3 separate regions of the Homo sapiens genome follow, and regions 1 and 2 are each linked to region 3. The links are chromatin contacts, found by Hi-C or POLR2A ChIA-PET in ENCODE. All regions are on one chromosome and are shown on one strand. The core of a region is the stretch at or near the end of the contact, and the rest is flanking DNA. Distances in the headings are between cores, read along the strand shown.

Region 1 (2,948 bases), core at 331-2,830, 520 kb after region 3:
CCACAGGTGACTGCAGGAGGGTGGCATCAGCTCCAAAGAGGAGCCCGAAGAGGGCGTCCTCCAGCGTGAAGCCCCCGGAGCCCCCGAGGAGGTCGTGCGGGACCCTGGAGCCTGATGGTGACACAGAGCACAGCACTGGAAGGAAGTGGGGGGCTGCAGGCTTTCCTGGGACCCCGGCTGGGGGCGTGTAGGAGGACAGCTCCACCTCACCGATCTGGCCTCCTGGCCGGGGGTCCTCCCCAGGACAGGGCTGCTCAAACAGCTGCATCTTCCATCGGGCAGGGCCCTGCACCAGGGTGACCAGCACACTGTCCAGCAAGGTGAACGCGCACAGCGCAGCATCGGGAAGGATGCAGGCATCGGGGTCCACAGGGATCACGGGGGAAGGCTGGTCACCGTCCTCGCTGTCCCTGTCATCCTGGCTCGTAGACCTTTGAGAACAGGGACGCACTGGTCAGGCCTGGGCAGGGTGGGATTCCCACGTTCTCTTCACAATAACCTGGCATGGAGTAGTCTGGCTCAGGGGTTCCCGCAGTGACCCCCAAGGCCGCTCAGCAGTCCATCTGCCACATGGCCTCCCACCTTCCCCACGAAGGATACTCTTGACAAGAAGTACCAGGCATCCAAAACCAGCGTGAACCGACACCTGTCAGCATAGAACCGTCAGGCTGAGGCCCAGGCTGCAAAGTGCACAGGCTGCCCCCTCTACAGCCTGGGCCGCGGTCAGCAGCTGCTGGCTCTGCACTGAAGACAGGCCTGGCTGCCCGGAGCTCGCTTCCTTCCAACCCAGATGGTGTCCACTGATCACTGACTCGGGGTCACGGTGCCTTTGCTGTCTCCTCCCTCCAATAAAGACCCAACCTCGGGGGCGTGTCTCACCAGACAGCACCGGGCCACCAGGGCCCAAAGGACAGGATCCCGCGCCCCGCCGTGGGCTTAACCATGTGAACCCCACTTACTAAGGACTGTGAGCAAGACACTTGCAGAAAGAGTGCTGGGGGCAGGGGCTCCAGATAATCGGGCAGGGATGGCGGCCGAGGCTTCAGAGCTGGCGGCAGCCCGGGTCCCCAAGCGCGATGAGGTGGGGCTGCTCGCTCTGAAGCAGTCCGGGGGCAGCAGGAGTGTGCGGGAGGGAGGCCGCGGGCCCGCCCTCACCTGCTCCTGCCCGGGTGGTCCAGCGACAGGCAGTAGAGGCCCCTCCGGGCGCACAGCGCGTACAGCAACCTGCGCGGCGCCAGCAGCTCCAGGTGCCACACCTGGTCGGGGAACCGGAACGCCGCCTGCGGACCGGGGCGCGGGTCAGGCCGACGCGACGCGCGGGCCCGCGGTCTTCATTTTCACGCGAACCGCCGCCCCCGCCCGGTCCCTCCCGCCCCCGCGGGCCGGCGCTCACGGTCAGCAGCCCGCCCTCCTGGTCGTACACGTAGACGAGCTCGCTCCCGGTGGACAGGAAGACCTCTGCCTCATGGCACAGCACGCGGGGCTTGCCCGCCGCCAGGCCCCCGAGAGGGCAGCAGAAGCCCGCCAGGTAGCGGACCCGCGGCGCGGCGCCGGCCATCGTGCGCGCGGGCCCGTCAGAGTGAGAAGCCCCGGCCGCGCGGCGGCGGCTCCGCCTCGGAGCGCTTTACGGCAGCCCGCTGTGCGGCGCGACCTCCGCCGTAAAGCGGTCGGCGGTGCCGGGGGCGGGCCGGAAAGGACGCGCTGCAGGGACTCCGGGAGCTGGGGCGGTCGCTGGTACCCACGGGGAGCAGGGGAGCCTTCCTAGGGGCCGCGGCACCGTGCCGCAGGTCGAGGTTGACCCGGCCGGGCTGGTGGGAGCCCTCGGCGGCTTCATGGCCCCGGCTGCTGCACGGGTTCCCCAGGGTGGGGAAGCGGGTCCTGGCCGAGCAGAGGTTGCTCTTGGGCGGGGCGTCTCCCCGGAGCAAGCGCTCAGCTACTCGGGCTTTTGCGTAAACGCCTCGATTCTCTGGGCTCTCGGAGAGCAGCTGGGTCCTGCCGGAGCGCACTCCAGCCGGGGTCGGGGTGGGGCAGCGCCGGCTCTTGTCGTCCTAGGGATGGGTCTCTGCCCTGTGCTCTGCGAGCCGCCCCGGCCGCCCCCGCGTTCAGGGCCCAGCGGAGTGAGCCAGCTTAGGTGGAAGTGCGTCCCTCCCTCCGTGGCTGAACACGTGGGGACAGGGAGTACACCAATGGGGTTTCTGGGTTGGGGGCAGAGGACAAGAAAATGACTGTGAGCCAGGGCAAGATACCTCCACCCTCTCCCTCCTGGCAGCTCTCCACTTCCTCCAGGAGAGAAGTACTGACCAGAGAACGCCCGTGGAGGGGCCTGCAGTACGGACACCTGCTCCATGCCCGGAAGAGAGCGGAAACCAGGCACACCATTCACAAGTAAATGACCAAGGAACCCCGCCCCCGGCCCGCCTCCCTCCGTTTAAGAAGCCAATCTGAAGAGCGCTAAGGCCAGACACCCTCGAGGGAGAATCTAGGGGCAGGGCTGCAAAACTGGGCTTGGAAGTTAGGCAGACATCGTGGAGTCCGGGTGCACCTGCTGGAGCACAAAGCACCACTTGCAGACATCCTGACCGCCCCCCTTTGAGGTTGGGGTGGGGACTGACCCCAAGGCAACGGGGATGTCTGATTCTGAATGTTGGGTTAGACAGACTCAAGTGCGGCACCTGGAGTCAGTTCCTTGCTCCTCTCTTCTCGCCAGGGCTGCTCTGAAGGTGTTTGGGCTGGAAATGCTGTCTTTGATGCTGGGGAGTGGGGAGAGGAGGGCCAGGTGCATCTCATTTGGCCTTCAGAGTCAGGAAGTCAGATGCCGCATCGTTGTGAATTTCCCCACAGGGATCCTCCGCTGGTCTTCTGACCGAATTTCCCCACAGGAATCCGCAGGTCTTCTGACTGCTAGTTTTAACCCTCTGAAGCCTTGTGAGTCACTCGCTCACACACAC
Region 2 (2,945 bases), core at 322-2,821, 1.0 Mb before region 3:
AATCTGAACTACTTTGTGGCCAATATACGACACCAGCTTCCGAGTGTGGGAATCACAGGATTTCAGGATTCAGCGGCTTCCGGCAGGATCCCCTAGGTTATGTTTAGCAATCTTCAGTTGCCTTTCCTTTTTTTCTTTCCTTCCTTTCGTTCTTTCTTTCTTTTTCTTTTTTTTTTTTTCCCAAAGGAAAGAACAAGGGAGCCCAGGCGGAACGGAAGTGAGTATCCCGACACGCGGATCTTAAACAGCCCAGACCACCAAGCCCGACAGGCCGGGAAAGCTGAGCGCGCGCTGCTGGGGGGACGCACACTTTGGAGGCTGTGTGGGCGCGCGCCGGCACCCCACAAGTTCTCATCCGTCTGCTCCGCCGATTCAGCCAGACAAAGACCGCAAGTTCCCCGGTCCACCGCTCCAGACAGGCGGGGACCAGTCTCCCCGAATTAGGCCCATTCCGGGCCCGGGCGCCCTCACTCGCCGCGGGGAAAAGTCCCCAGGTGCCCCTCCGTGATCCAGGTCCTCCCACAACGCTCCCGCTCCTGCTGGCGCCCCGCACCCCGAGGACGGCGGCCGGACCCCGGCCCCTCCCCGGTCCCGCGGCTGCAGGCCCACGCGCCCCACGCGCCCCGCGCGCCCCCGCCCCAGCTCCGCCGAGGGGGCGCTGCTCGCTGCGCGGTGGACCCCTCGGACCCCGCCCCCGCGGCCCCGTCCGGGCCCCGATACCCACCCGGGTCCCGCTGCGGGGGCCGGATTCGCGCCGGCTCCGAGAGCCGCCACCGTCGCCTCCGCCGCTGCCGCCGCCAGTGAGGCGCGGCGGGGCGGGGACGCGCGGGGAGGCCCGGCCCCCGGCCCGCCCCCGGGCCCGCCCCCGGCCCGGCCCCTGCCTGCCCCCGCCGGTCTCCCCGCCCACCTTCTGGCCCAGCCCTGGGCCCAAGCCTCTAGTTCCCTGCTGGCCCTCCCTCAGGCCTCGCCGCGTCCCGGCCTCGGGGACTGTGCCCCGTCCCGAGCCTGGCGTCCCCAAAGGAAAGGCAGGGCTCCTCGGACGCTCCGCGTGCGCGCTGGCCCTCCGCTGCCGCCCTCTGCAGGGAGATTTCTCCTATTTCGGACTAGGAAGGGAAGATACGCTCCGGAAGACCCCCCGGGCGTCCATGCAAGGAGTCTCCGTAGGACCCCTGGAGAAGGGCACCGGAGCCCCCTAGGGCAGGAGATGGAAAAGCGCTCGCCATGCGCGGGGTCCCCGGCCCCCGGTGCCCCCAGCCCGCCTGCCATTCCCGGGCGCTTAGCAGTCCGGGGTCCCCAGGTGCCCGGCAGGTCCCTTCGGGACCTCGAGCCGCCCGCTGGGCACACGCTGACGCCGCTGTCGCTTTACAGAAATTGAGCGCAGCCGAGGCGGGACCCGGGCGCAGAGAGCGATAAAGGAAAAGCATGGTCGTGCTCTAATCATTACAGTCTAAGGGACGACACGTCGAGACGGCGCGCGCCTCTGCGTGCGTGGAGATGGCACAAAGGCCGCGCCGCCCCCGGCGGCCCCCGCCCTCGCAGCGCGCGTGGTCCCGGCCCGGCCGGATGTTGACAGCGTCGCCTAGCAACGGGAAATGGCGGAACCGGGCGGCGCGGCGGGCCGGTAAGCCGGGCCGAGGGGCAGCGGGTCTTGGAGTCGCCAGGCCGCGCTCTCCGTTCACCGCTCCAGGTGGCCCCCGCGTCGGCTCCTGCCTCGCCCCTTCGCCTCCACTCCCCCTTCCTCTCGCCTGTGTCCCTTCTCTCGCCATTTTGCTGGCCTTTCCCGTCCACTGCGTTCAGCCCCTCACCCCCCCGCCAACCCTTCTCACTTCTCCCCTCCTGTCCCTTTGTCCTCTCTCGGCCTCCCTCTTTCCCCTACTCCAAGCGCGCGACTCCCTCTAAAACCCGGGACCGCTCACTCTGCAGTCACCATGGCAACCACTCTGCGTGGCGGTCCCTGCGCGCAGTCCTCCTAAGAGTAGAGGGCTCTGCAGGGCGCGGGGCTGTTGGATACCGCCCCTGACCTTGCTCCGGGGCCACTCGCTGTGGCCGGAGACCAGCCCGGCCCCGCGCCTCCCTCCTGCAAGGACAGATCCCCTCTCGCAGGCTTGGGGGTGACCCGCGATGGGAGGGGTCCCTGCGGTTAGGCGGCCCGCGATAGTCCGCGGTCACCGTCCTGGGGCCTGGGTGGAAGCACTGAGCGCGCACAGGGAGGGCGGCTGAGTGAAGATCCCTGCCACCGGGCCTCTGCTCGCTTAGGCTCTGTTTAAAAGGATAGAAACGATTGGAAAGAGTTTGGCCTTTTTACCTTAGACACATCGGTATTGTTTCATTTTTTTAAAGGTGGGTCTGTATGTATTGACATGGAAAGACTAAAGGTATTATTAATAAAACGATAGGCATAAATGTAAAAGGGTAGGTATACTATGATCTCTAATTCAGGGTGTGTGTGTGTGTTTAAAACATAGAAAAATGTTGAAAGAATGTGGTCCTAAATGTTATCAATGATTATCTTGGGAAGGAAAGGGAAGATCACAGGGAACTGTCACTGTCTGTCTCTTTGAACATATCTATATTCCTTTGACAGATAAAAATAGCTTGAATCTTTAATTTTTTAAAAAAGATATACATATATATATATATATATATATATTCCTGTGCTACGTAAATCGTGGAGAAACTCAGAGTCCCCAGAACACTTACTCTGATCGCGCTACTTTCTCTACGTTGTATTTCTTTTCCCCAGTTTTGTCCCAGACACAAGTTATATTTGAGGTGACTTTTCTGGGGTGATCTAATCCTGCTGTTCCTTCGATGTTTTAATAATTATATTTTTCATTCATTCATGGAGCTTTGCTTTTGTGGCATCTCCGCCACCTGACAGGCATGATATAGTGCTATGGTTCCTGACAAACAGGACAAAGACGTGACAACAGCCTGGGGGTGGC
Region 3 (2,964 bases), core at 447-2,946:
GAGTAGCGCAACGATGTGCAGGCCAGCTCAGGAAGTAACGCTGGGAGCTTCTAGAAGGTGGAGCGGGATCCAGGACCGTGGGAGCTTTTCCGGAGAAGCCTACCTCTCCTGTGTTGCAGCTGATGGGAGCAGCAGGGCCTGGAGAAGAACTGTCCCCAGGCTGACTCCCCTCTTGGAGTGAGGAGGCCTCCCGTGTTTGCCTGCCAGCCTCCATCTGTCATCTTGGTTCCAGCCATTCAACTTTCCTCCAGGCGAGCAGAGCTGCTCTACCCCCACCTGCTCCGTGTTGGCCCCAGACCCAACTCAGGCCAGTGGACGTCTGTCCTAGGGCTGCGTGTGAGATCGGTGGGTGCAGGGAACACAGCAGGAAGCTGGCCTAGAAGAAGGGGGTCAGGGTCAGTGGAGATGCTCCTACCTTCAGGTAAATGCCCTCATTTGTTAGGGCCAGTTTGAGCGAGCTTTCTGTCATTTACCACCAAAAGAATCCTAGAAAATAAATACACAGGGATCTACCCCCAAACACTGGAGACAATAAAGAAAAAGGAAGCAGCCAGGGCCAGTAGCTGGAAGGAAATTCAGCCGGAGGAGAGGAGGCGCGGGGCTGTGGTGGGAGGGAGGCAATGCTTCCTGAATCTTACTTCCCTGGTCTTTCCATCGGCCTGAGCCCGTGCCAGTCTGGGGATCTGCCGGCCAGCCAGCACAACTGCGTCTCCCCCAGGGGCCTGACTCGTTGAAGGAATGAATGAATGAATGATTTTGCAGGGATGGGAGGCTGGGAGACTGAGAGGTTTCATTAAACGGAAACGCTCAGATCTGGTGTTTCACAACGTAAAACAAATAATTCCTCTATGTTAGCCTAATTTATGTAAATATTTCTCCACGGGAATTGTACCGGGAGACCTGTGTGCCAACTCGGCCAGCTTCCCCGGCAGAATCTCCCCTTGGGAGGACCCTTAAGCAGGACCCTTCCTAAAAATTGGAGGCAGCTCTGACTCCTCCATTCCTCCTACAAGGTTCCCCCACCCCCTAGGGCTTTCCACCGCATGAGAGTCCTCCGGGCCCCTCGTTTCCTACTGCCCTCGACCCTTCCTTCCCGAGACCTCTCTCTCTCAGTAAACTGCCTCCAACGAGAATCTTCTGACGGCAGGAGGGTCCTCCCCGTCCCTAAGGGTCGCCCTGTCCCCAGGCCTTCCAGCAGGACACTCCCCTGTCCCCTCTCCAGATCCTCCTTCCCAGGGCCCTCCTCCAAGATCCTCTTCCCCAACCCTCCTCTCCCAGGGTCCTCCCCTCTCCAGAATCCCGGCCCCAAGCCCCCAAGCGCTGTCTGCCTGTCTGGGGTCCTCCCCAGAGTTCACCTTCTGCAGGATCCTCCCTCCAAGTCCTCTCCTCACGATGCTCCCCCGAAATCCTCCTTCTCCAAGTCGTCCCCCACTCCAGGGCCGAGCTCTCTCCAGGGTCCTCCTGCAGCACCCCCTCCCCCAGGGTTCTCCTCTCTGCCCCGAGGGGCCGGCCGGGGGGTCGCCGCCCGCCCGGCGGGCTTACCTGCGAAGCGGCGGGGTCGGGGCCTCTCCCACCTGTAAGCCCGGCCCGCGGCGTCCTGCGTCCGAGCCGCTCCCCGCCCCGCAGCGCCAGGCCGCGACCCGGCGGGCCGCCCGCCCCGAAGTGCCACTTCGCGAAGTGCCGCCTCCACGCGCGCTGCCGCCGGCGCCCCCCGCTCTCCTCCCCGCACCTTCTGCTCCTTCTTCCTGCGCCACCCCGCCCCCGCCTCCCCGCCCCCAGCCCGGCTGTTGCCCGGGCCCCCTCAGGCTGCTCCCAGGGCCCCAGCCCGCGCCGCGCCTCCCCTCTCCTCCCCCAGGATCGACGCCGCCGCAGACCAATCGCTGCCTGGAGTCGGCCACTAGGCCCCACCTCCGATCCCGCCCCCCTCCCCCTTCTCCGGAACCCACCAATGGAAAGGGCGGTGCGGGGGCGGGGCCTGGCGGTTGCCTAGCAGCGGCAGCGCCGGGCGGGGGCGGGTGGTCGGGGGCGGTGATGCGGGCGCAACGGGGGCGGGACGCAGGGGCGGGGACTGCCGCGGGGCGGGGCCTGAGGCGGCTATAAAGGTGGCCGCCGCCGGACGCCGGGCTCTGTGGTTCGGGTCCGCTTTCGTCTCCGTCCTGCTGCCGTTACCGCCGCTGCTGCCGCCGCTTGCGTCCCCCGCTCCGGTCTGTGGTGCAGCCGGGACCCAGGACCATGTCTCTGTCTCGCTCAGAGGAGATGCACCGGCTCACGGAAAATGTCTATAAGGTGAGCGCCCCCCGGCGCCGAGCTGAGCCCGCTCCGTGTGCGCCTGGGTCGCGCGCCGCCCGCGCGCCCGAGCCCGACCAGGGCGGCCCCGGGGCCGCGCGCCGGGCCAGGAGGCTGGGACTTTGGGGGTCTTCCCGGCGCGGCCACCCGGGACCCGGGCTGCTGGGGTGGTGAGCCCGGCGCCGGCCGCTCACAGGTGGCCACCCCCGCCCGGGCCCCCCCATCCCATGCGCGCCGCGGCCCGGTCAGTCCCCAGCCCCAGGCCCGGGGAGCACTCCCCGCTCCGACGGCCCTGCTCGGCCCCCGCGCGCTCGCCTTGGCGTCGGCGGGAACGGAGCCGCGCGCCGGGCCCCGGAAGCCCTCGGACCGGTCGGGGTCGTAGCACACCCGGGCAGGGCCGGGGCGGCGGGGGCGGCGGGCCCAGGGGTTGCGGCGGCCAGGACGGCATGGGGGCTGTCTGAAGGCCGCGGTCGGCGCGGTGGCACCGTGGGGCTCCTCCAGGCGCGGTTGCGCGAGCCTCGGGCACTTCATTCTCAACAGGCTTTCCCTTCCCACAACTCCTGCCCGGCGCCCATGCTGGGGCCTAAGGTGGGAGGTCGGAGCGCGGGCAGGCTGGATGGGTGGACGGATAATCTATCATCTTATGTAACCGCGGAGAGAGAAGACTAATTGTGTAGG

The links. Hi-C counts contacts between places; a loop is a spot of excess contacts on that map. ChIA-PET counts read pairs that join two places held with the same protein, here RNA polymerase II (POLR2A). Pooled maps may share reads with other maps.
Region 1: a pooled map shows a loop between it and region 3 (19-fold over the local background). The contact joins the promoter of FAAP100 here to the promoter of BAIAP2-DT in region 3. A Hi-C loop is called at or near these places in 6 of 50 pooled maps.
Region 2: a pooled map shows a loop between it and region 3 (13-fold over the local background). The contact joins the promoter of CCDC40 here to the promoter of BAIAP2-DT in region 3. A Hi-C loop is called at or near these places in 5 of 50 pooled maps. POLR2A ChIA-PET finds 5 or more read pairs at or near these places in 2 of 52 experiments (H1 and activated T-cell).

What each region holds. Positions count from the first base shown.
Region 1 is chr17:81,550,773-81,553,720 of GRCh38, forward strand. FAAP100 (FA core complex associated protein 100) reads right to left here and starts at 1,581. Exons shown (of 9, transcript NM_025161.6): 1 at 1,394-1,581; 2 at 1,156-1,280; 3 at 1-431. The coding sequence starts at 1,558. LOC124904085 (a long non-coding RNA gene) reads left to right here and starts at 1,587. Exons shown (of 2, transcript XR_007065947.1): 1 at 1,587-1,734; 2 at 2,270-2,948. RefSeq lists silencers at 1,148-1,247, 1,308-1,547, 1,688-1,847, 2,428-2,507, 2,518-2,587 and enhancers at 1,988-2,107, 2,637-2,948.
Region 2 is chr17:80,035,071-80,038,015 of GRCh38, forward strand. It overlaps CCDC40 (coiled-coil domain 40 molecular ruler complex subunit), which reads left to right and starts at 1,572. Exons shown (of 20, transcript NM_017950.4): 1 at 1,572-1,621. The coding sequence starts at 1,593. It overlaps TBC1D16 (TBC1 domain family member 16), which reads right to left and starts at 802. Exons shown (of 12, transcript NM_019020.4): 1 at 725-802. RefSeq lists a silencer at 801-870 and enhancers at 1,061-1,180, 2,080-2,374.
Region 3 is chr17:81,033,023-81,035,986 of GRCh38, forward strand. It overlaps BAIAP2-DT (BAIAP2 divergent transcript), which reads right to left and starts at 1,697. Exons shown (of 2, transcript NR_026857.1): 1 at 1,543-1,697; 2 at 1-376. BAIAP2 (BAR/IMD domain containing adaptor protein 2) reads left to right here and starts at 2,129. Exons shown (of 14, transcript NM_001144888.2): 1 at 2,129-2,286. The coding sequence starts at 2,233. RefSeq lists a silencer at 1,765-2,074 and an enhancer at 1,946-2,941.